3 separate regions of the Homo sapiens genome follow, and regions 2 and 3 are each linked to region 1. Evidence: read pairs that join two places in POLR2A ChIA-PET (ENCODE). Cell type or tissue: GM12878. All regions are shown on one strand.

What was found. ChIA-PET counts read pairs that join two places held together with the same protein. Peaks named below come from ENCODE experiments on the same cell type or tissue, not always from the same donor. Only the 100,000 strongest peaks of a DNase experiment are listed, where the experiment ranks them.
Region 2: POLR2A ChIA-PET joins it to region 1 with 10 read pairs; 2 of 35 experiments call an interaction of 5 or more read pairs at or near these places.
Region 3: POLR2A ChIA-PET joins it to region 1 with 10 read pairs; 10 of 35 experiments call an interaction of 5 or more read pairs at or near these places.

The regions. Positions count from the first base shown.
Region 1 is chr3:58,030,280-58,038,279 of GRCh38, forward strand. The region is part of intron 1 of FLNB (filamin B); the gene reads left to right. Among named protein-coding and RNA genes, the nearest start is that of FLNB, 26 kb to the left of the region's middle. RefSeq lists enhancers at 4,589-5,088, 7,876-8,000. In GM12878, no CTCF peak of the experiment used is centred here; a DNase peak (open chromatin) is centred at 4,902; H3K4me3 peaks cover 524 bases; H3K27ac peaks cover 1,542 bases.
Region 2 is chr3:57,667,605-57,675,604 of GRCh38, forward strand. DENND6A (DENN domain containing 6A) reads right to left here. Exons shown (of 20, transcript NM_152678.3): 2 at 4,796-4,834; 3 at 4,652-4,694. Among named protein-coding and RNA genes, the nearest start is that of DENND6A, 21 kb to the right of the region's middle. RefSeq lists a silencer at 7,998-8,000. In GM12878, no CTCF peak of the experiment used is centred here; a DNase peak (open chromatin) is centred at 4,007; H3K4me3 peaks cover 788 bases; H3K27ac peaks cover 1,957 bases.
Region 3 is chr3:58,086,000-58,093,999 of GRCh38, forward strand. All of the region lies in intron 4 of FLNB (filamin B), which reads left to right. Among named protein-coding and RNA genes, the nearest start is that of FLNB-AS1, 81 kb to the right of the region's middle. In GM12878, no CTCF peak of the experiment used is centred here; no DNase peak of the experiment used is centred here.

The sequences.
Region 1 (8,000 bases):
AACTGGCTCACATAGAAGGAAAATGATTGGCTCATGTCAGCAAGCCTAGATGCAGAGCAAGTTATGGGTTTCAGGGATCCAGCATCTAAATGATGTCATCAAGAACCCAAGTTTTTTGGGTCTCTGCTCTGTTGGTTTCTTTCATCCTAAAGCTGGTTCTCCTGTGGTTTACCATAGTAGAGTTCCTGTGAGAACTCCACTCTGACCAATCAGGCCTTCCCAGAGCCAGGGATGGATGGAGTCGCTTCTTTTGAGGCCCATGGGTCCTATCTGGAGGGGATGGATCCAGACTCCTATCAGGAATCTAGGAGGGGCCGGGCACGGTGGCTCATGCCTGTAATCCCAGCACTTCATAATGCCAAGGTGGACAGATCACTTGAGGCCAGGAGTTCCAGATCAGCCTGGCCAGTATGGTGAAACCCCATCTCTACTAAAAATACAAAAATTAGCTAGGCGTGGTAGCAGGCGCCTGTTGTCCCAGCTACTCGGGTGGCTGAGGTGGGAGGATCACTTGAGCCTGGGCACAGAGGTTGCGGTGAGGTTGTGGTGAGCTGTGGTTGCGCTGCTGCCCTCCAGCCTGGGCAACAGAGTGAGACCCTGTCTCAAAAACAACAACAACAAAATCTTATGTACCCCATAAATATATACACCTACTGTGTATCCACAAAAGTTAAAAATTAGAAAAGGCAAATTGCAGAGATTTCCATATGCTATGATACCGTTTATATGAAGTTTTACATATGTCATAAAAATACAGATAACCTTTAGGGGAATGATCATTACCAAACTTTTGGATAACGGTTTCTGGGGATGGGCAGAGAGGGCTATACAGTCATGAAGAGGTGTATAGGGGCTTTCAACTCTTTGTAGTGTTTTATTTCTTCAGTCCCATGGTGGTTATATGATTCTTCACTCCCCTTTTTTTGTGTGGAATATTTTTCTTATAAAAAGTGTGTCTTTTATTTATTTATTTATCTTTTTCACATGGAGTCTCACTCTGTCGCCCAGGCTGGAGTGCAGTGTTGCGATCTCGGCTCACTGCAAGCTCCGCCTCCCGGGTTCGCGCCATTCTCCTGCCTCAGCCTCCCGAGTAGCTGGGACTACAGGCGCCCGCCACCACGCCTGGCTAATTTTTTGTATTTTTAGCAGAGACGGGGTTTCACTGTGTTAGCCAGGATGGTCTCAATCTGCTGACCTTGTGATCTGCCTGCCTCGGCCTCCCAAAGTGCTAGGGGATTACAGACGTGAGCCACCGTGCCCTGCCTTTTTTTTTTTTTTTTTTTTTTTTTAAAGGCAGAGTCTTGCCCTGTTGGCCAGGCTGCAGTGCAGTGGCCTGATAATGGCTCACTGCAGCTTCCACCTCCCAGGCTCAAGCAATCCTCCCACCTCAGCCTCCTGAGTAGCTGGGACTACAGGTATGTGCCACCAAGCCTGGCTAATTTTTCCATTTTTAAAGGTTTTGCCATGTTGCCCAGGCTGGTCTCGAACCCCTGGGTTCAAGCCATCCTCCCACCTTGGCCTCCCAAATTGCTGGGACTATAGACGTGAACCACTGCACCCCCATCCAAAAGTGTCATTTTAATGCTGACATACTGCATTACTAAGCTTGACCAGGGGAAGAGAAAAAAAAATACCTTGTGTTTATTATTTTGTTTGTTTGTTTGTTTGAGACAGGGTCTTGCTCTTTCTCCCAGGCTAGAGTGCAGTGGCATGAACATGGCTCACTGCAGCCTCCACTTCCCAGGGTCAAGCCATCCTCCCACTTCAGCCTCCCAAGTAGCTGGGATTACAGGTGTGTGCCACCACACCTGACTAATTTTTCTTTTTTTCTTTTTTTGTATTTTTGGTAGAGACAGGGTTGCCCAGGCTGGTCTTGAACTCCTGAGCTCAAGCAATCCTCTCTTCAGCCTCCCAAAGTGCTGGGATTACAAGTATGAGCCACTGTGCCCGGCCTGTTTGTTTGTTTTAAAGACAAGTTTGGGCCCAGTTTATAAGAAAAGAAAACAGACCATCCTTAGGGTGTCAGGATGATATTTTGACAAAGGCATTCATGCTTAGCAGGATTTCTCTCCCCCTACCCCCACCCCAAGTGTTGAAACGGCTGAGCTAATTACCTTAGAATGTAAGGCTTCCTCTGTTGCTTGTGAACGTGGCAGACTTGGGATTCTCAGAGACAGAGGGCTTCAGAAGCTTGCCTCTGGGAGCGTCCAGTCAATAGCTTTTTGTCTGAGCAGAAGGAGATATTGCTCAAGGTACCATCTCAAGGGACTGCTGAATCAGTTGCATTGTCTCTAAAAGTAGGTAAAAGTCTAGAGTAGGGCTGGTTCAACAGTGGAATGAGTGTTAAGAGAGAGTTGCATTCTAAGAACACCTTTACACTGTGGCCAAATTCAAGCAGGTCCATTTTGTGGTTTGGTGGTCCCCATCTAGTGGGATGTGGTCTGGTATCCCAGGCACCTGCATATATGAGCTCAGATGGGTTTAATTTTTGAAAAACTGCTTTATTGGCTGGGTGTGGTAGCTCATGCCTGTAATCCCAACATTTTGGGAGGCCAAGGCAGGAGGATCTCTTGAGCCTGGGAATTCAGGACCAGCCTGGGCAACATTGAGAGATCCCCATCTCTACTCCCTTCCCCGCCAAAAAAAAGCTAGGTGTAGTGACATGCACCTGTGGTCCCAGCTACTCAGGAGGCTGAGGTGGGAGGATTGCTTGAGCCCGGGAAGTCAAGACTGCAGTGAGCTGAGATTGCATGACTGCACTCCAGCCTGGGCAAAAGAGTGAGACATTGTCTCAATCTCCCCACCCCTGCCAAGAAAACCCAAAAAATATTGAGGTATAATTGTTATACAATGAAGAACACATTTTGATTAGCTTATACACACACTCCTGTGTACACATGTACACTCACACATCAGGAAACCATCACCATAATCAAGACAGCGAACCTCCCTATCCAGCCCCAGAAGTTTCCTTGTGCCTCTTTGTAATTCTTGCCTTTTATCTCTCCATGTCTTCCACACCCATGCTCAAGCATTCACTGATCTGCTTTCTGTCATTATCAGTCAGTTTTCATCTTTTAGCCTTTTATATAAATGGAATCATATAGTATGCTGTTTTGTTTTTTTTTGAGACAAGAGTCTCACTCTGTTACCCAGGCTGGAGTGCAGTGGTGCGACCTCGGCTCACTACAACCTCCATCTCCCCAGATTTAAGTGATTCTCCTGCCCTAGCTTCCCGAGTAGCAGGGATTACAGGCACATGCTATCATGCCTAGCTAATTTTTGTATTTTTAGTAAAGATGGGGATTCACCATGTTGGCCAGGCTGGTCCCGAACTCCTGACCTCAGGTGATCACCCGCCTTGGCCTCCCAAAGTGCTAGGATCACAGGCATGAGCCACTACGCCCTGCCAGTATGTACTCTTTTTGTCTGGCTTCTTCTAGCATAGTTATTCTGAAATTCATCCTTGTTGCATGTGTCAATAGTCCTATTCCTTTTTATTGCTGAGTAGTAGTCCATTGTATGGATATACTACATTTTGTTTATACATCCTTCTGTTGATAACATTTGGGTGGTTTCTTATTTATTTATTTATTTTTGAGACGGAGTCTCACTCTGTTGAACAGGCTGGAGTGCAGTGGTGTGATCTTGGCTCACTGCAACCTCCACCTCCCGGGTTCAAGCAATTCTCCTGCCTCAGCCTTCTGAGTAGCTGGGATTACAGGCATTTGCCACCACACCTGGCTAATTTTTGTATTTTTAGTAGAGACGGGGTTTCACCATGTTGGTCATGCTGGTCTCGAACTCCTGACCTTAGGCGATCCGCTCACCTCTGCCTCCCAAAGTGCAGGGATTATAGGTGTGAGCCACCACGCCTGGCCGGGTGGTTTCTAAATAAAGCTATCATGAACATCTTTTACTACTCTTTGTATGGATGTATATTTCTATTTTTCTGAGTGGAATGTTAGGATCATACATCATAGGTGTACGTTTAACTGTTCAAGAAACTGCCAAACTGTTTCCCAAAGTGGTTGTATTGTTTTACATTTCCACGAGCAGTGTTTGAGAGCTCCAGTTCTTGCACATCCTAGCCACAAAAAGGTTCTGTTTTTTAAAGACAATTTTTTTTTTTTTTTGAGAGTTTCGCCCTAGTCGCCCAGGCTGGAGTGCAGTGGTAAGCGAATCCCTGCTACAGGCCAGAGACTGTTCTCAGTTGGTTTTTACACCAAGTATCGCACTTCATTCTAACACTCCACCATTTTACAAATGAGGAAACCGAGGCACTGAGAGGTTTAGTAACTTGTGGCACAGCCAGGAAGCAGTAGAGAAAGACTTTGAATATAAATGTATCCATTAGGATGTATATGGTTCCAAGTCATGGGAAACCTACCTAATCCTGGTTTATCCAAAAAGGGAGCTCATTGGCTCTCGTAACTGAAAAGTCAAGGGGTAGGCAGGCAGTTGGACCTGGAAGTCTCCAGGGCATCAGAGAGCCTTGGCTCTGCTTCTCTGATTCTGTTGTCTCTCCACAGACGGGTGGGTGTAGCAGTCCCAGGCCCGCAGCCACACCCCACACCTCCCAGAGGAAGAAGGCGGGCCCTGATCCCAGCAGTCCCAGGAAAGCCCTGAGGTTCACTGTGATTGGACCAGCCTATGTCACCTGCTCACATCTCAGCCCACCACTGGCAAGGGTGTTTGACTCTTGGGAATGACTCTTGGGACTGGCTTGTCCTAGATCACATGTTCTACCTGAAATTGGGGACATTGCAGAGGATTGGTGGAGTGGACCTCAAGGAGGTGTTTCACGTGGCTTCCTGTGTCACTAGGTTGCCATTTATTCTTTAGAAAGCCCCTTTGTTTGATGAAACCCTGGTGTCACAGGCTGTGTGACTTAGGGTAATCCCCTTGTCCACATCTGTGAAGTGAGATTACCTCTTCACCTCACAGGCAGATCAAACAGGAAAACAAAAACAAAACCAAACCCAAAATACACGTAAATTGCAGAGTGCTTGAGGTTTCTTTTAAGCTGTCTATGTAATTAAAAGCTGTTACTTAGACTTGGATATGAAATAAAATCTGACTTCAAATTTAAGTGGTGTAATTTCCATGCCTCTTAAAATATCAGGTAACTTCATTTGTGAGCCTCAGTCTGTAGACTTGAGGGATTTCCATCTGAAGAGGGGGCAGAATGGTGGTTTAGGGAACGCAACATGTACCCCACCCCCAACTTTTTTAAGAGGAAGAGTTGAAAGAAATAATGAATGTGTGAGAAATAAGGGGTTTGATTGCCTTCCAGGGTCCATGTTGAAGGAGAGGAAAATGTAGCTCAACCACAGTGACTCTCCCCAATTAAAAACTAAAAAAAGATCCGTGGTTATAGGGCTTGGACTTCGGACAAGCCAGCAGCCTCAGTCATTGTGAGTGTGATTCCAGATTGGAAGGTTCTGCTAGGAGGAAAGTGGAAGTTTTGAGAATTCCTAGTTGGACAGAATGCCTCTTGATCACGGCCTTAGCTAAAGGAGACCACTCTTTGCTGGATGGATCAGTCAGCTACGTGTGAAGTTTGGCTCAGTACAACATTCTCGGCCTGGGGCGGCAGCATGGGAAAGATTTTTATTGGAATTAACTTTCTACAGAGATGTACTTTCAAATGAGACCATCCTTCTCTCACTGGTGAGCTCACCCGGGCTCTTATTCCACAAAGCTTAATTGTTTTGGACCCATACATTTAAACTCCTTAATTAATTGACTCAAGACTTAGGACAGATTTGCTTTTCTTTATAATGACTCCATGGCTGTAAATGCTGCTGATTCAGATGAAAGAGGACCCTAGAGCACAGAATGAGAAGGACGTGGACTCAGGATACCTGTTTCTTTATTCTGACTGTGCTCTTCGTCAGCTCTGGGGCTTTGGACCCCAGTTTTGTAACCACCTAACGAGTTCACCTTGCCTGCTGCCTAGACGGAGCTGATTTATCAAGACAGAGGAATTGCAATGGAGAAAGAGTAAGTCACCCAGAGCCAGCTGTGTGGGAGGCTAGAATTTTATTGTTACTGAAATCAGTCTCCCGAGCATTTGGGATCAGAGTTTTTAAAGATAATTCGGCAGGTAGGGGCTCAGGAAGTGGGGAGTGCTGATTGGTCAAGTTGGAGATGGAGTCACAGGGGGTCGAAGTGACGTTTTCTTGCTGTCTTCTGTTCCTGGGTGGGATGGCAGAACTGGTTGAGCCAGATTACCGCTCTGGGAGGTGTCAGCTGATCCATGGAGTGCAGGGTCTGCAAACTATCTCAAGCACTGATGTTAAGTTTTACAGTAGTGATGTTATCTCCAGAAGCAATTTGTGGAGGTTCAGACTCTTGCAGTTTCTGACCCCTAAACCTTAATTTCTAATCTTGTAGCTAATTTGTTAGTCCTACAAAGGCAGACTGCTCCCAAGGCAAGAAGAGGGTCTTTTTGGGAAAGGGCTATTAGCAGTTTTTTTTCAGAGTGAAACCATAAACTAAATTCATTCCCAAGGTTAGTTTGGCCTATGCCCAGGAATGAACAAGGACAGCCTAAAGGTTAGAAGCAAGATGGAGTCGGTTAGGTCTGACCTCTTTCACTGTCTATAATTTTTGCAAAGGCAGTTTCAGTTTCTCACCTGTAAACGTTGAAGACTGAGCCAGAATCAGGGTCATCAAATAGCACCCCGGCTATACTTTCTTCTCTTCATGACAAACATTGCTGGTCAGTTGATATGATGTTCTTTCCCACTGGGCCCAGACTTGACATTAGAGTCTTTTTTTTTTTTTTTTTTTTTTTTTTGAGACAGTCTCGCTCTATCACCCTGGCTGGAGTGCAGTGGCACCATCTCAGCTCACTGCAACCTCCGTCTCCAGAGTTCAAGCAATTCTCCTGCCTCAGCCTCTCAGGTAGCTGGGATTACAGGAGTGCACCACCACACCCAGCAGATTTTTGTATTTTTAGTAGAGACGGGGTTTCGCCATGTTGGCCAGGCTTGTCTGGAACTCCTGACCTCAGGCCATCCGCTCGCTTTGGCCTCCCAAAGTGCTAGGATTATAGGCGTAAGCCACCACGCCTGGCCGACATCAGAGTCATTTTAGCCTGCAATGCAAGTTGTCCTCAGTGGGCTGCTAGCATTGGCTTCAACCTTCATATCAGCCAGCTAAAGCCCCTTGTAATGAATGGGGAGGTTCCTTCACCCTTGCCTCCCGCTGCCTCCTCTTGACCACTCATTTTTTTTCTTGTAGTTCAGGAACCAATTCAGATGATTTCCCTCGTGAAGTCCTCTCGAAAGCCCCCAGGTAGAATTATTCATTTTTTCCCTTGCATTCCCACAGCACTGTGCACACAAATTAGAATCCTTGTAAAATGGCCATGATTCTGTTTATGACCCTGGCCCTCCACCAGACCAGCCTCTCTGCCCTCTGGCTTTTTTAGATCACTGGCATGGTTTCTGCCTACTCCAGGTGCCAGTATTATTTTGTGAATGTTTTTTTTCTTCATATCTACTCATCTTTATACTACTTTACTCGTAAAAGGAAACTAGAGAACATGATCTTAAATGAAAACCACGATCACTTGCCAGAAAGAACAGGTAACTAGGCTTTGAAAAAATAAGTTAGAGGAGATAGCATAAGAAAAAATTAAAAAATAAATAAAATCAATGAAAACAACGTGTTACTAAATTCTTGAAAAGTTTTTTGAAGACTTTGAGCCTGAGGCCTGTTCTTATTGTTTGTTTGTTTGTTTGTTTGTTTGTTTTTATGACAGAGTTTCGCTCTTGTTGCCCAGGCTAGAGTGCAATGGCATGATCTCGGCTCATTGCAGCATTTGCCTCCTGTGTTCAAGCGATTCTCCTGCCTCAGCCTCCCGAGTAGCTGGGATTACAGGTGCCCGCCACCATGCCCAGCTAATTTTTGTATTTTAGTAGAGATGGGTTTTTGCCATGTTGGCCAGGCTGGTCTCGAACTCCTGACCTCAGGTGATCCACCTGCCT
Region 2 (8,000 bases), 360 kb before region 1:
AGCTAGGTTGCTGAGAAACAGTATTTTAGACCAGAGCTTCTCACAATTTATTCCATAGACTGACGCCAGTCCATAAACTCTTGTTACTGTTCCATAACCAAATAAATATGCAAGTTGAGAATATATATTTAGAAACTTTCATAGCAACTTGATATTGCTGTAATAAATTTGGACTTTTAGACCAGACACAGTGGCTCACGCCCGTAATCCCAGCACTTCAGAAGGCCAAGGCAGGTGGATCTCCTGAGGTCAGGAGTTTGAGACCAGCCTGGCCAACACGGTGAAACCCCATCTCTACTAAAAATATAAAAATTAGCCGGATGCGGTGGCAGGCACCTGTAATCCCAGCTACTCAGGAGGCTGAGGCAGGAGAATTTCTTGAACACAGTAGGCAGAGGTTGCAGTGAGCCGAGATCACACCACTACCTCCAGCCTGGGCAACAGAGCAAGACCCTATCTCAAAAAAAAAAATTAGACTTTTATTTTACATTTCTTTTTTTTCCTCATTTCATTTTATTTTTCTAACAATTCAATTAAATTGTTTTTCAAAAATATTGGTCCATAACTGACTGGAAATATTAAAAACCCCAACTGGCCCTTCAACACGGTATGAGAAGTGCTGCTTTAGCAACTGGGAAGTGTAAAGCACATGATGATGTCCCTGCTGTCTACAAAGAAGAAATGTGTTGAGACGAATATTGTCTGCATGTCAAGTCCATCCAGAACAAGGAGGATTAATGTTTCCCTCAGATTCATCATTGCTTCAAACTCTCTCTACTAATGCTGAGTTTTTTTCTCTGGACATGTTTAAAATACAGTGACTTCTGTCCTTGGGCACTCATCACAGCTTAAGCCTCAGGAACACCTACATCCAGATGATGTTAATGGTAAATGATAAGGAAAAAAACACTGGACAAATATTTATCAGAGGGAAGGCCCTCTTTAAACTTAGGCTCCTAAAGATAAAAGCCATTCAAATGAAACAAAAAACTGAAACCTAAAAAACCAACCAAACAAAGCTTTTTTAAAGTCAGGAGAATCTAAGGTGGCGGAGGGGCGGGGAAGGGCAAACGATTCCAATCTCAAAAGCATTTTTATCTGTGTCATTTTTTCATCCAGTCTAACATGCTGTTTAAGTGGGTATACAATGGAAATAAAGGCTTGATTTATGTCTCTTTCCTAAAGACTGCTCTACTGTGTCTGGACTTTCTTCTACAGCAATTAAAGGTTATCCTGGGAAATAACAAATTCATTTCAAAGTTGGTACAGTAATCCTTTTTTTTCTTGAGATGGAGTCTCACTCCGTCGCCCAGCCTGGAGTGCAGTGGCACAATCTCGGCTCACTGCAACCTCAGCATCCCTGATTCAAGAGATTCTCCTGCCTCAGCCTCCTGAGTAGCTGGGACTACGGGCACACACCACCACGCCCAGCTAATTTTGTATATTCAGTAGAGATGGGGTTTCACCATGTTGGCCAGGCTGGTCTCGAATTCCTGATCTCAAGTTATCTGTCCGCCTCAGCCTCCCAAAGTCCTGAGATTACAGGTGTGAGCAACTGCACCCGGCCTCCAATTTTCATTTAATAAACACATAAAAAAACCAAACTGTATGGATAACTACAACTGAAAATAGCAATTTCAAATATTTACAAAACATATAGTCTCTTGCTACCTAGGACAATGATGATCTGTTAAGACAGCAAAGTGCCTGCTTTCAGGTCTTTTGTAGATTTTCCTTGTACCAACCATACTTCAAGTCACAAGAACCACACTTCATTTGATGTGCAGCACATAAAAAAAGCATTAAATAATATCTATGAGAAAAAAATCAGTCAGGCGTGGTAGCTCACACCTCTAATCTCAGCACTTTGGGAGGCGGAGGTGAGCGGATCACAAGGTCAGGAGATCAAGACCATCCTGGCTAACACAGTGAAACCCCATCTCTACTAAAAATGCAAAAAATTAGCCAGGCGTGGTGGTGGGCACCTGTAGTCCCAGCTACTCGGGAGGCTGAGGCAGGAGAATGGCGTGAACCCGGGAGGCAGAGCTTGCAGTGAGTGGAGATCGCGCCACTGCGCTCCAGCCTGGGCAACAGAGCGAGACTCCATCTCAAAAAAAAAGAAAAGAAAAAAAATCAGCCGGGTGCAGTGGTTCACACCTGTAATCCCAGCACTTTGGAAGCCTGAGGCAGGCGAATCACTTGAGGTCGGGAGTTCATGACCAGCCTGGCCAACACAGTGAAACCCCATCTCTACTAAACATACAAAAATTAGCCAGGCATGGTGGCAGGCAAAGGTGTCCCAGCTACTTGGGAGGCTGAGGCAGGAGAATCACTTGAACTGGGAGGCGGAGGTTGCAGTGAGCTGCGATCGTGCCACTGCACTCCAGCCTGGGTGACAGAGCAAAACTCCATCTCAAAAAAAAAAAAAAAAAAGAAAAAAGAAAAAAAAAATCTGTAGGTCATTCATAAGCCAAAAGTACTTAAAAATTTTTTTGATAATGACACATGCAGAGGCTATAAAACTAGATATAGGCTATCTAAACACCACAGAATTAACTTCTTAGCCTTGATGTATGCATGCGGGGGACTTTTCCTCTACCATCTTAGGTTCACTAACTGGGGCCTGTGAAATAAACAGACAACAGATTAACGAGAAAAGATTTAGTTCGAATGCATACAAAGGCTTCAGAGAAAAAAAGTAAAAACCCAAAGAGGTGGTTAAACTTGGGAGCTTAGATACCATTTTAACAAAAGAAACTAAAATGCAGACAAAGGAAAAAGGATTTGGACTTCTAGGGGTGGTAATCTGTGGGAAGGTAAACATATGGGTAAAACTAATGAAAGATAAGGGTTATTTTAGCAAGGCTTATTTATGCAGAATTAAGCTGGTACCATCTCCAGTGATAAAGAGTTTTCTCTGGTGATTCAGAATTTTCTCCTCTTCCTGGTATGGGAAAGGGAAGGGGTGACACCTTCACAAAAGGAAATGTATGTCCTGCTTTTAGGCATATAGGGGGAGGGTAAAGGGCTCTTTTTGCATCTGCTGTTTCTCAGTTGCCTTCAACTCAAAATAATTCTTAAGCCAAAGTGGTATATTTGGGGGTGGTATATTCTGATCCCCTTCATGCTCATATAGAGAAGTGAAAAAGAGAGAGGAGCCATGACAACCAGCTATGATCTGAAAGAGAAGAGCATCCAGCATAATTCACTGGGATTCCATGCAGAAAGTCAGTTCATTCTGCAATCCATACAACTCAGCTTACTCTGAGACCTGGAAATCTAACCCATCACAGTATATAAGAAGTGTATGTACAGATTTTATAAGAAAAATGTTAACTGAAATGAAGATACATTCCTACAAGACCTCTGCATCATTATTTCATAAATGGGTCAAAAACACCAAAATAATTCCAGGTCAGAAAAAACCCCTTACTGGGATCTCTAAAAGGCAGTATCTAATTTACCAAGATACCACTTTTCTTTCATATAGTTCACCAAAGCTGAGTTCCAAATGGATAGGAAAAAAATTCTGGAAGCATTTATACAGAAAGGAGAAAATGCTAAAAAAAATTTTGTTTAACTGTCAAATCTCTCAAATCAGATTAAATGAACTAACTAGCACAATATTAGAAGTAACCGGCCGGGTGTGGTGGCTCACGCCTGTAATCCCAGGACTTTGGGAGGCCGAGGTGGGCAGATCACGAGGTCAAGAGATCGAGACCATCCTGGCTAACATGGTGAAACCCCGTCTCTACTAAAAATACAAAAACAAAAAATTAGCCGGGACTGGTGGCAGGCGCCTGTGGTCCCAGCTACTCGGGAGGCTGAGGTGAGAGAATGGTGTGAACCCGGGAGGCGGAGCTTGCAGTGAGCTGAGATCGCGTCACTGCACTCCAGCCTGGGTGACAGAGCGAGACTCCATCTCAAAAAAAAAAAAAGGAAGTAACCACAAAAGGAAAGAAAACTAGACTGTCTCTGCTATAGGGTTATAACTGTGTGTGGCCTGAGAAGCTAAATGTTTTGGTCACTATAAGCCAAGAAAAGCTAGTTTGAAAGTGAAACACAAGAGGTAACCTGAAGGATGTCAACGATTAGGACCACACAAAAGGAAGAGCTTGAAAGAGACTAACAAAACCAAGCTCAACAATAAACAGACCCTTGTATGTTTTTTTCTATACACCAAGCACTACGCCAAGGCTTTACCTATATTAACCCATATAAACTACTGCACGTAACTTATGGCCTTGCTTCCTAACCAAATTTATCCTGGCTTTTTTTAGGTTCACTGCTTTTACAGAGTTCCTGGTAAGCTCCCAAATTCTGAACTGAAAGTAAACTACATACTATATAAACTATTTAATACATACTCCACGAATCCCAAATATACCAATGTCGCTGATTTTCAACCTCTTCACTATTTTAAGAGTTTATTGTTCCTTGATGGTTTACCTCATCACACCATAACAGTTATTTTAAGAGTTGAAGCTACTAAAATCAACGATGACATGACTAGGCATCATTAAAATAGGAATAAAAATCATTGATCTGTTTGCAATCTAATATGCTATTTCAATCAATTTTCATACATTAACAGTATAACCAGTATTCTTAGTATAAAATTAAACAGAAACACTGTATGAAAAACAGTTACCTGAATTTGAATCTGGAAAAGACAAATAGCAAATATTGGTTTTCTGAAAAAGAAAACAAAAGTGATGTATGCTGACACATACATAATCAATAAAAACAAACAGAAATATAACAGTAAACTATACAGAGCAGTATTTTTACTTACTTCTCTGTCAGTAAGTTTGGAATGCTGAGGATAAATTACCTGGAAGAAAAGAGTTAAATTTTGTTAAACATATTATAAACATTAGTTATAAACATATTATAGGCCAGGCACGGTGGCTCACGCTGGTAATCCCAGCACTTTGGGAGCCCAAGGCAGGCGGATCACTTGAGGTCAGGTGTTTAAGACCAACCTGGCCAACATGCCGAAACCCCGTCTCTACTAAAATTACAAAAATTAGCCAGGTGTGGTGGCATGCACCTGTAGTCCCACCTACTCGGGAGGCTGAGGCAGGAGGATCACTTGAACCCGGGAGACAGAGATCGTAGTAAGCCGAGATCATGCCACTGCACTCCAGCCTGGGTGACAGAGCAAGACCCCGTCTCAAATCAAACAAACAAACAAAAAAATATATATATATAACATTAGTCTAAAATAGTAGTTGGTTATGGTCAAATCACTTTCAGAAATAGTTCACAGATGCACGGATAAAGAAAATGCAGTACATATACATAATGGGATATTATTCAGCCATTAAAAAAATGAAATCCAGGCCAGGCATATTGGCTCACACCTGTAATCTCAGCACTTTGGGAGGCTGAGACGTGCAGAGTTCAATACCAGCCTGGTCAACATGATGAAACCCCATCTCTACTAAAATACAAAAATTAGCTGGGTGTGGTGGCTCATGCTTGTAATCCCAGCTACTCGGGAGCCTGAGACATGAGAATCACTTGAACCCAGGAGACGGAGGTTGCAGTGAGCTGAGATTACGCCACTGCACTCCAGCCTGGGCGACAGAATGACATTTCGTATCAAAAAAAAAAAAAAAAAAAGAAAGAAAAAGAAAAAAAAAAAATAATGAAATCCTGTCATTTGCAACAGCATGGGTAGAACTGTTAAGTGAAATAAGCCAGGCACAGAAAGACAAATATCACATGTTCTCACTCATATGTAAGGGCTAAAAAGAGGAACTCACAGAGATAGAAAATAGAATAATGATGGTAAGTTACCAGAGGCTGGGAAGAGTAGTAAGAGTTTGAGAGGGGGGAATAAAGAACGGTTAAGGGCTACAAAAATACAATTAGATAGAAGGAATAAGATCTAGTGTTTGGTAGCACAATAGGACAACCACAGTTAAAAATAATTTATTGTGTATTTCAAAATCACTAAAGAGTAGAACTGGAATGTTCCCAACACAAAGAAATGATAAATGCTTGAAGTGATGGATATCCCAATAACTCTATTTGATCATTATACATTGCATGTCTGCATCAAAATATCACATGTACCCCATATATATGTGCAACTATTATATATCCACAATAATGAAGTTTTTTTTGTGCTTTTTTTGTTTTTGTTTTTGAGAAGGAGTTTCACTCTTGTTGCCCAGGCTTGAGTGCAATGGTGTGATCTTGGCTTACTGTAACCTCCACCTCCCAGGTTCAAGTGATTCTTCCCCTCCCGGGTTCAAGCAAATCTCCTGCCTCAGCCTCCTGAGTAGCTGGAATTACAGGCATGTGCCACCACACCCAGCCAATTTTGTATTTTTAGTAGAGATGAGGATTTCACCATGTTGGTCAGGGTGGTCTCGAAATCCTGACCTCAGGTGATCCACCTGCCTTGGCCTCCCAAAGTGCTGGGATTTCAGGCGTGAGCCACCGTGCCCAGTCAAGAATATTTTTTTAAAAATACTGGGAAGCCGGCCGGGTGCAGTGGCTCACGCCTGTAATCCCAGCACTTTGGGAGGCTGAGGTGGGAGGATCACGAGGGCAGGAGATCGAGACCATACGGTGAAACCCCGTCTCTACTAAAAATACAAAAAAATTAGCTGGGCGTGGTGGCGTGTGCCTGTAGTCCCAGCTGCTGGGGAAGCTGAGGCAGGAGAATGGCGTGAACCTGGGAGGTGGAGGTTGCAGCGAGCCAAGATCGCGCCACTGCACTCCAGCCTGGGTGACAGAGCAAGACCCCGTCTCAAAAAAAAAAAAGAAATTGGGAGGCCGAGGCAGGTGGATCACAAGGTCAGGAGTTCAAGACCAGCCTGGCCAACAAGGTAAAACCCCATCTCTACTAAAAATACAAAAATTAGCTGAACATGGTGGTACATGCCTGTAATCCCAGCTACTCCGGAGGCTGAAGCAGGAGAATTGCTTGAACCTGGACCTGTGAGGTGGAGGTAGCAGTGGGCCCAAGATCGTGCCACTGCACTCCAGCCTGGGCTACAGAGCAAGACTCTTATCTCAAAAAATAAATAAATAAGATAAAATAAATAAATAACTAGTTCTGCAGCACTATTCACAATAGCAAAGCCATTAAATCAAATTAAATGCCCATCAATGAGAGACTGGATAAAGAAAATGTGGTACATATATACCACGAAATACTATGCAGCCATAAAAAAAGAATGGGATCATGTCTTTTATGGGAACACGGATGAAGCTGGAGGCTATTATCCTCAGCTAACTAATGCAGGAACTGAAAACCAAATACTGCATATTGTCTCTTATAAGTGGGAGGAGCTAAATAATGAGACCTTATGAACACAAAGAAGGAAACAACAGACACTGGGGTCTACTTGATGGTGGAGGGTGGGAGGAGGGAGAGGAGCAGAAAAGATAACTATTGGATACTGGGCTTAACACCTGGGTGATGAAATAATCTGCACAACAAACCCCTGAGACATGAGTTTATGTACATGTTTATGTAACAAACTTTTACATGTACCCAGAAACCTAAAATAAAAGTTAAAAGACAAAAAGCAAAACAAAAAGAAACAGTTCACAAACTTTAATAATGAAACAAGGGGGAAAGCTGGGAGCATTGAGTAATATTTACATTAGGTAAAAAAAGTTTTTGGTTTAAAGTTATCTCCAAAAGATTGGTAAAATCATTAAGTTATCAAGAACCATTTACCAATTGACTAATAACTCAAAGCTTACTGAGTCTTCTTTGGTAGCCTATAATCTAAAGAGAAAATAATCTTCAGCTGGCGTCTACTTCAGTAAATAATATTTTTCAACTGACTCCAACAAGTAATACACATCCTAACTACTTAGTTATTAGTAAAAGAAAAATGAAACGGAAAAATAATTATCTGCAGTTTAAGAAACCTCAAGGACCATCTCCACAATAAAGGCTATCCTAATTCTCTCTGGTCCCTTTAAAGGATCATTATGCATTTTCTTAGGTTATTTTAGTGTCTGCAGTG
Region 3 (8,000 bases), 56 kb after region 1:
TGTTGTCGTTTTCAGATAGAGTCTCACTCTCTCTCTCTGTGTGTGGAGTGTCGTGATGCCATCACGGCTAACTGCAGCCTTGACCTTCTGGGCTCAAGTGATTCTCCCTCCTCAGCTTCCCTAGTAGTTCGGACCACAGGTGTGCACCACCATGTCCAGCTTTTTTTTTTTTTAATATTTTAGTTTGAGACCAGCCTGGCCATGTTGCCCAGGCTGGTCTCAAAATCCTGAGCTCAAGCAATCCCCCTGCCTTGGCCCCCTCAAAGTGCTGGGATTACAGGCATGAGCCACCATGCTTGGCTATTAGGTGTATGTTTAAATCCATTTGCTTATATCAGTTACATAACCTGAGTGTTATGTAAATCTTAAGCAAAAGAAAAATATATGAAATAAAAATTGAAACTCACTTCCCAACTGCCAATCTCATTCCTGCCTTCAAAGTTTCAGGTATTTATTTCTAGCCTTTTTTCTATGCTGAGTTAAACTGTGTATCTTCTTTGCTTTGCATTTCTTACTGAGCAGTGTGGGAAGGCTACCTTTTAAAATTTATTTGTAGTTCTTTATAATTTTTACCTTTCTTTTTAGGCAGAAAGATTATCTTATTATATAACAGTCTACGGCCATTTTTTCTTAAACTAAATTATTGGGAAATGAATAGAAATCCAGAGTATAGTAACAAATGACCTAGTGTCTTTAACAGATTGGTAGCTAGGAAAAGGAAGTGGTGGAGAGACAGCCGGAGATTAAATGAGACTTAAGAGACTTAGCAACCATTTGTAATATGTGACCTTATTTGGATCCTATTCAAACTAATGGTTAAAAAAATTCATGATAGCTGGGCATGGTGGCTCACGCCTGTAATCCCAGTACTTTGGGAGGCTGAGGTGGGTGGATCACGAGGTCAGGAGATCGAGACCATCCTGGCCAACGTGGTGAAACCCCCTTTACCAAAAATACAAAAATTAGCTGGGCATGGCGGCATGTGCCTGTAGTCCCAGCTACTTGGGAGGCTGAGGCAGGAAAATCGCTTGAACCTGGGAGGTGGAGGTTGCAGTGAACCGAGATGGCGCCACTGCACTCCAGGCTGGCGACAGAGCTAGACTCTGTCTCAAACAAACAAACAAACAAATAAAAATTCATGATAAAGCAGCAGCTCAAGGTGCTGTAAGAAATTCATGATATTTATAAGATAATTGAAAATTTGAACACTGAATATTTGACATTAAGGAATTATTTTTTTTTATATGGTATCGATATTGTGGGTACTTTGCAAGTATCTTTTAAGGATACATAGTGATTGTGGATAAAAAATCTGAGGTCTAGGATTTGTGTCAAAATAATACAGGAAGGGGAGGTGGCGGGAGTGAAGGTGAAACAAGACCAGCTGTGAGTTGATAGTTGTTGAAGCTGGGTACAGGAGGTCCACTGTGCAGTGCTCTCTACATCTGTGTTTGTAATTCTTTTTTTTTTTTGAGACGGAGTCTCACTCTGTCGCCCAGGCTGGAGTGCAGTGGCATGATCTCGGCCCACTGCAACCTCTGCTGCCCGGGTTCAAGCGTTCTCCTGCCTCAGCCTGCCAAGTAGCTGGGATTACAGGCGCCCACCACCACACCCGGCTAATTTTGTAGTTTTAGTAGAGATGGGGTTTCACCATCTTGGCCAGGCTGGTCTTGAACTCCTGACCTCGTGATCCACCTGCCTCGGCCTCCCGAAGTGTTGGGATTACAGGTGTGAGCCACTGCGCCCAGCCTTTTTTTTGAGACAGAGTTTCGCTCTTGTTGCCCAGGCTGGAGTGCAATGGCACGATCTCGGCTCACTGCAACCTCTGCCTCCTGGATTCAAGTAATTCTCCTGCCTCAGCCTCCCAAGTAGCTGGGATTACAGGCATGCACCACCACACCCCGCCAATTTTGTATTTTTAGTAGAGACAAGGTTACACCATGTTGGTCAGGCTGGTCTTGAACTGCTGACCTTGGGTGATCTGCCCACCTTGGCCTCGAAAGTGCTGAGATTACAGGTGTGAACCACGGCGCCCAGCCTTTTTTTTTTTTTTTTTTTTTTGCTGAAGTTTCACTTCTGTTTCACAGGTTGGAGTGCAATGGTATGATCTTGGCTCGCTGCAACCCCCGCCTCTGCCTCCTGGGTTCAAGGGATTCTCCTGCCTCAGCCTCCCGAGTAGCTGAGATTATAGGCATCTACCATCACACCTGGCTAATTTTTGTATTTTTAGTAGAGACGGAGTTTCACCATGTTGGCCAGGCTGGTCTCGAACTCCTGACCTCAGGTAATCCACCTGCCTTGGCCTCCCAAATTGCTGGAATTACAGGTGTGAGCCACTGTGTCCAGCCTAGTTTGGAATTCTTCATAATAAAAAGCTTTTTAAAAAGGTAATATTTGGACTTCTGCTCCTGGGAAGATGGAATAGGACTTTTCCTAATTCTTTCTTCTAACTACAACTAAAACCCCTGGGCTATACATAAGGAAAACACAGGGAGCCTCTGAAAAAGGATGAGGCAGACCAACCAGGGATCTTGGGACTCGAGGAATGACACAGTACTGAGTTCCTTGGGTTTACTTTGCTTTATATATCCCAGACTTGGAGCCAAAGAAAGAAGCTGACAACCTGAAAATGCCAGTGGGCACAAACACAGAAAGTGCCAACAAAAGCTCCCCTGTCCAGCCAGAAGACCAGGAAAGGGCAGCCCAGTGAGGCAGAAAACTTAAAGAGTCACTGCTCTACTCCAGGTCCACACCATAGAAAAAACTATGCAGCCCCACACTTACACCCGCAGAGGTGAATGGGGAGCCTAGGCTTTGACAACAGTCTAGCAATAAGGAAGCCACTCTCCGGGGCCATGGAGGAGCAGTAATGAGGCACTCCTACTTCCTCCAGCCAGAACTCCCACCTTCACGCACCAGTAATGAGCCCCCCAATCTTGAGCATCAGTCGAGGTTGAATGGAGAGCCTAGACTTCTTCCCCCACTGTTAGTAACAAGGTGTGTACCCTTCCCTCCCCTGCCACAGTGGTATCATAAAATGCCAGCTACAACAGAACATTTACAGAAGACCCAGAGTCTCATTACATGATACCCCAAATATCCAGTTTCAAAAAAAAAAAGAAATCACTTGTCATACCAAGAACCAGGAAGATCTCAAACTGAATGAAAAAGACAGTTGATGCCAACACTGAGGTGATAGAGATGTTAGAATCCTATGACAAAAATTTTAAAGCAGCCATTAAAAAAGGCTTCAGTAGCCAGGCGTGGTGGCTCACTTTGGGAGGCTTGTAATCCCAGGACTTTGGGAGGCCGAGGCGGGCAGATCACCTGAGGTCAGGAATTCGATACCAGCCTGACCAACCTTATGAAACCCAGTCTCTACTAAAAATACAAAAAATTAGCCAGGTGAGGTGGTGGGCACCTGTAATCCCAGCTACTCGGGAGGCTGAGGCAGGAGAATCGCTTGAAACTGGGAGGTGGAGGTTGCAGTGAGCTGAGGTCATGCCGTTGCCCTCCAGCCTGGGCAAGAAGAGTGAGACTCCATCTCAAAAAAAAAAAAAAAGGCTTCGGTAGGCAGTTAAGAACAATCATGAAAAAAATGAAAAAATTAAAAATCTCAACAAAGAAATACAATGTCCCAGCAAAATAATAATAAAAATTTAGGAGATAAAAAGAACCAAATGGACATTTTAGAATTGGAAATTGCAGTAACTGAAATAAAAACTTATTGGATAAGCGCAATAGCAGGGTGGAAGGACAGAGAAAAGAATCCTTCAACTGGACAACAATTGGTTGTTTTGTTCTGAGGTGGAGTTTTGCTCTTGTCACCCAGGCTAGAGTACAGTGGAGTGATCTTGGCTTACTGCAACCTCTGCCTCCTGGGTTCAAGCTATTCTCCTGCCTCAGCCTCCCTAGTAGCTGGGCTTACAGGTGCCCACCACCACTTCTGGCTAATTTTTTTATTTTTAGTAGAGACGTAGTTTCACCCTGTTGGCCTGGCTGGTCTTGAACTCCTGACCTTAGGTGATCCACCTCGGTAATCCACCTTAGGTGATCCAAAGTGCTGGGATTACAGGTGTGAGCCACTGGACCCGGCCTCTGTAAGCTTTTTTCTGTGTTTAAAACTTTTCATTTTTGTACTTTTAAAACTTTTTTTTTTTTTTAAACACACACATTAGTCTAGACTTACACAGGGTCAGGATCATCATTATCACTATCTTCCACCTCCAAATCCTGTCCCACTGTCCCACTGGTAGGTCGTCAAGAGCAGTAATGTGTGGAACCGCCGTCTCCTATAATAACAATGCCTTCTTCTAGAATATTTCCTGAAGGACTTGCTTGAGGCTGCTTTACAGTTAACTTAATTTTTAAATAGAAGATGCCCACTCTAAAATATAATGATAAAAAGTATAGCATATTAAATACATAAACCAGTAGCATTGTCATTTATCATCAAGTATTATGTATTGAACATAATTGTCTGTGCTATATATGTTTCTATGGCCGGTAGCCCAGTGGGTTTGTTTATACCAGCATCATCACAAATACATGAGTAATGCGATGCGTTACTGTGACGTCAGTAGGCAACAGGAATTTTTTGGCTCTATTTATAATCTTACGGGACCATCATTGTATGTGTGGACTATTTTTGACTGAAACTTCATTATTTAGCAAATGACTATATTAGCAAATAAAATTGAGCTGTATATAATGAAGAAGTATGCATTATAACCAAGTGGGGTTTATTGCAGGGATGCAAGGCCTCGTTCACTATTAGAAAATCAGTCAACAGCCTGGCTCGGTGGCTCACGCCTGTAATCCCAGCACTTTGGGAGGCCGAGGTGGGCGATGGGCGGATCATGAGGTCAGGAGATCAAGACCATCCTGGCTAACACGGTGAAACCCTGTCTCTACTAAAAATACAAAAAATTAGCTGGGCGTGGTGGTGGGTGCCTGTAGTCCCAGCTACTCGGGAGGCTGAGGCAGGAGAATGGCATGAACCCGGGAGGCAGAGCTTGCAGTGAGCCAAGATTGTGCCACCGCACTGTAGCCTGGGCGACAGAGCGAGACTCCGTCTCAAAAAAAAAAAAAAAAAGTCAAATAGTAAAGATACCACCTCTCCTCAAATTGTCATTCAGGTTTGATGCAATTGCTGTCAAAATCCCAGCAAGAGTTTTTGCAGATAGCAAGATTATTATTTTAAAACCTATATGAAAAGGCAAAGGAATTAAAGTAGCAAAAACAATTTTGAGAAAGAAGTACAACATGGAGGAATCAGCCTTCCTGATTTCAAGACTTGCTGTATAGCTACAGAAGTCCAGATTTTGTAGTATTGGTCAAAGGATAGACATTATAGATCAGTGAAACAGAATTGCAGCCCCACACAAATATGCACAACTGATTATTGACAAAGGTGCAAAGATAAGTCATTGGGGGAAAAAACCTTTTCGGCACATGGTGGCAGAGAAATTGAACATCCCTAGGCAAAACAAAACAAAAGCAAACCCCAAACCAAAAAACAAAAAACCCATATAACTATAAAACTTTGAGAAAAAAACATAGAAGAGAATCTTTGAGATCTAGAGCTAGGCAAATAGTTCTCAGATTTGACACCAAAAACATGATCCATTAAAAAAAAATAAGTTGGATTTCATCAAAATTAAAAACTTTTTAATGTTTTAAGAAGGATGGTCTGTCTCAAAGACTCAACATGGTACATGGTGGTTGGCCTTTATGTGCTGTTGAGGGTTTTCCTGCATTGAAGGGTGCACTCCTGGGTCACCTACTGTCCTGCAAGACAAGCTGTCTTAGCCCTCACACTATAAAAGCCACCCGGACACCGTCTCAAACAGAACTCAAAATGTTGCTGAGACTGGGATCTGGGGGCTGGATTTTACTTTTACAAACAATTTAAAACTTTTTACAGTTAAGAGGATGAATATACAGGCTAAAGACTGGGAGAAAAAATTTGCAAACCATATGTCCAACAGAACACTAGTATCTAGAACATGTAGAAAGAACTCTCAAGTCTTAGTCGTTAAAAAACAGACAAACATTTAACCAAACAACCCAATAAGAAAATGGGCAAAAGACATAAACAGTTTCTGCTGAAGAGAACGTCCATATGACAAAAAAACACATCGAAATTTGTTCAGTATCATTAACCATGAGAAAAATGCGAATTAATCCTAGTACACACTATCAGAACGGCTAAAATAAAAAATATTAATACTGATAACACTAAATGCAGAACGGATGGAGAGAAACTGAATCTGGATCACTCACTCATACATTGCTGGTGGGAATGTAAAATGGTGTAGCTACTTTGGAACACTGTTTGGTAGTTTCTTAATAAAGAAATAGGCTGGGCACAGTGACTCCCTTCTGTAATCCCAGCACTTTGGGAGGCTGAGGCTGGAGGATCACTTGAGCCCAGGAGTTTGAGACCAGCCTGGGCAACATAGGGAGATTGCATCTCTACAAATAATTTTTAAAAATTATACAGGTGTGGTGGTATGCACCTGTGGTCCCAGCTACTCAGGAGATTGAGGCAGGAGGATTGCCTGAGCCTGGGAGGTCGAGGTTGCAGTGAGCCGTAATTGTGCCACTGTGCTCCAGCCTGGGCTACAGAGTGAGACTTGGTCTCAAAACAAAAACAAAAACAAAACCTCAAAAAACAGTACATGCAACTACCATATGGCCCAACAATTGCACTCCTTGGCATTTATCCCAGAGGAATGAAAACTTACTGTATATGAGAGCCACTGTTTTTCCTTCTATAGTCTCACAGCTAAAGAAAAAAAACTTTTCTCATCTTCTCTACTACTCCTCTCAGTATTTCGCTTCCGGTCACCAAAATCTATGGATTTCTGTCCCCCATACTGACAAGTTCTCCAATTTTATGTGGACAACAAGTAGGTGTCCTATAATCAATTCCCTTCAATTCTGACACTATCTACCTGAAGTTAGTGCAGACGCCATTAAGGGCTCGGTCCCTCAAAACTGCCCCTGACTTCAGAGGCCAGTCAGAAGTGGTGGGTCCTCAGGTAACCCACAGCTTCTGTCCAGGTTTGCTACAAATCAGAAGGTCCCATTACCCCTTCCTCATGTTATGTTATTTGCTAGAGTGGCTCACAGAACTCAGGGAAACACTTACCTTTAGCAGTTGTGTAGTGAAGGATATGATAGAGGATACAGATGATGCCCCAGATGAAGAGGTGCACGGGGCAAAGTTTAGAGGCGTTTTGAACACAGGAGCGTCTGTCCCCATGAAGTTGGGGTGGGCCATCCTCTTGGCACATGGATGTGTTCACCAACCCAGAAGCTCTCTAAACTCCATACTTCAGGGATGTGGAGGCTAAGTCACGTAGGCGTGATTGACATTAACTGAGACTACAGTTCCTCTCCCTTCCCTGTAGGATGGGGAGTGGGGCCGAAAGTTCTAAGCTTCTGATCATGACTTGGTCTTTCTGTTGATTAGCCACATCTTGAAAGCTATCCGGGAGCCCACTAAGAGTTGCCTGATTAGAACAGAAGATGCTCTTGTCACCAAGGACATTCCAAGGGGTTTAGGAACTCTGGAACCAGGGGCAGAGACCTATATATATAATTTCTTACTATTTTATACTTATGTTCACACACACACACACACACACACACACCCCTATGCACAGATGTTTACAGCAGCTTTATTGGTAAGAGACAACTAGAAACAACCCAGATGTTCTTCAGTGGGCGAATGGTTAAACTGTGGTACATCTATACCATGGAATATTAGCTACTCAGCAATAAAAAGGAAAAAAACCATTGACAGAAGCAACAACCTGGGTGAACCTGTAGACAATTATATGTAGTGAAAAAGGCCACTCCTAAAAGGTTACATAGTTATGATTCCATTGATGTGACGTTACCGAAATAATAAAATTACAGTGTGGAGAACGGGTTAGTGGTTATCAGGGCTAAGGAGAGTGTGGGTGTGGTTATGCAAGGGCAGCAGGAGG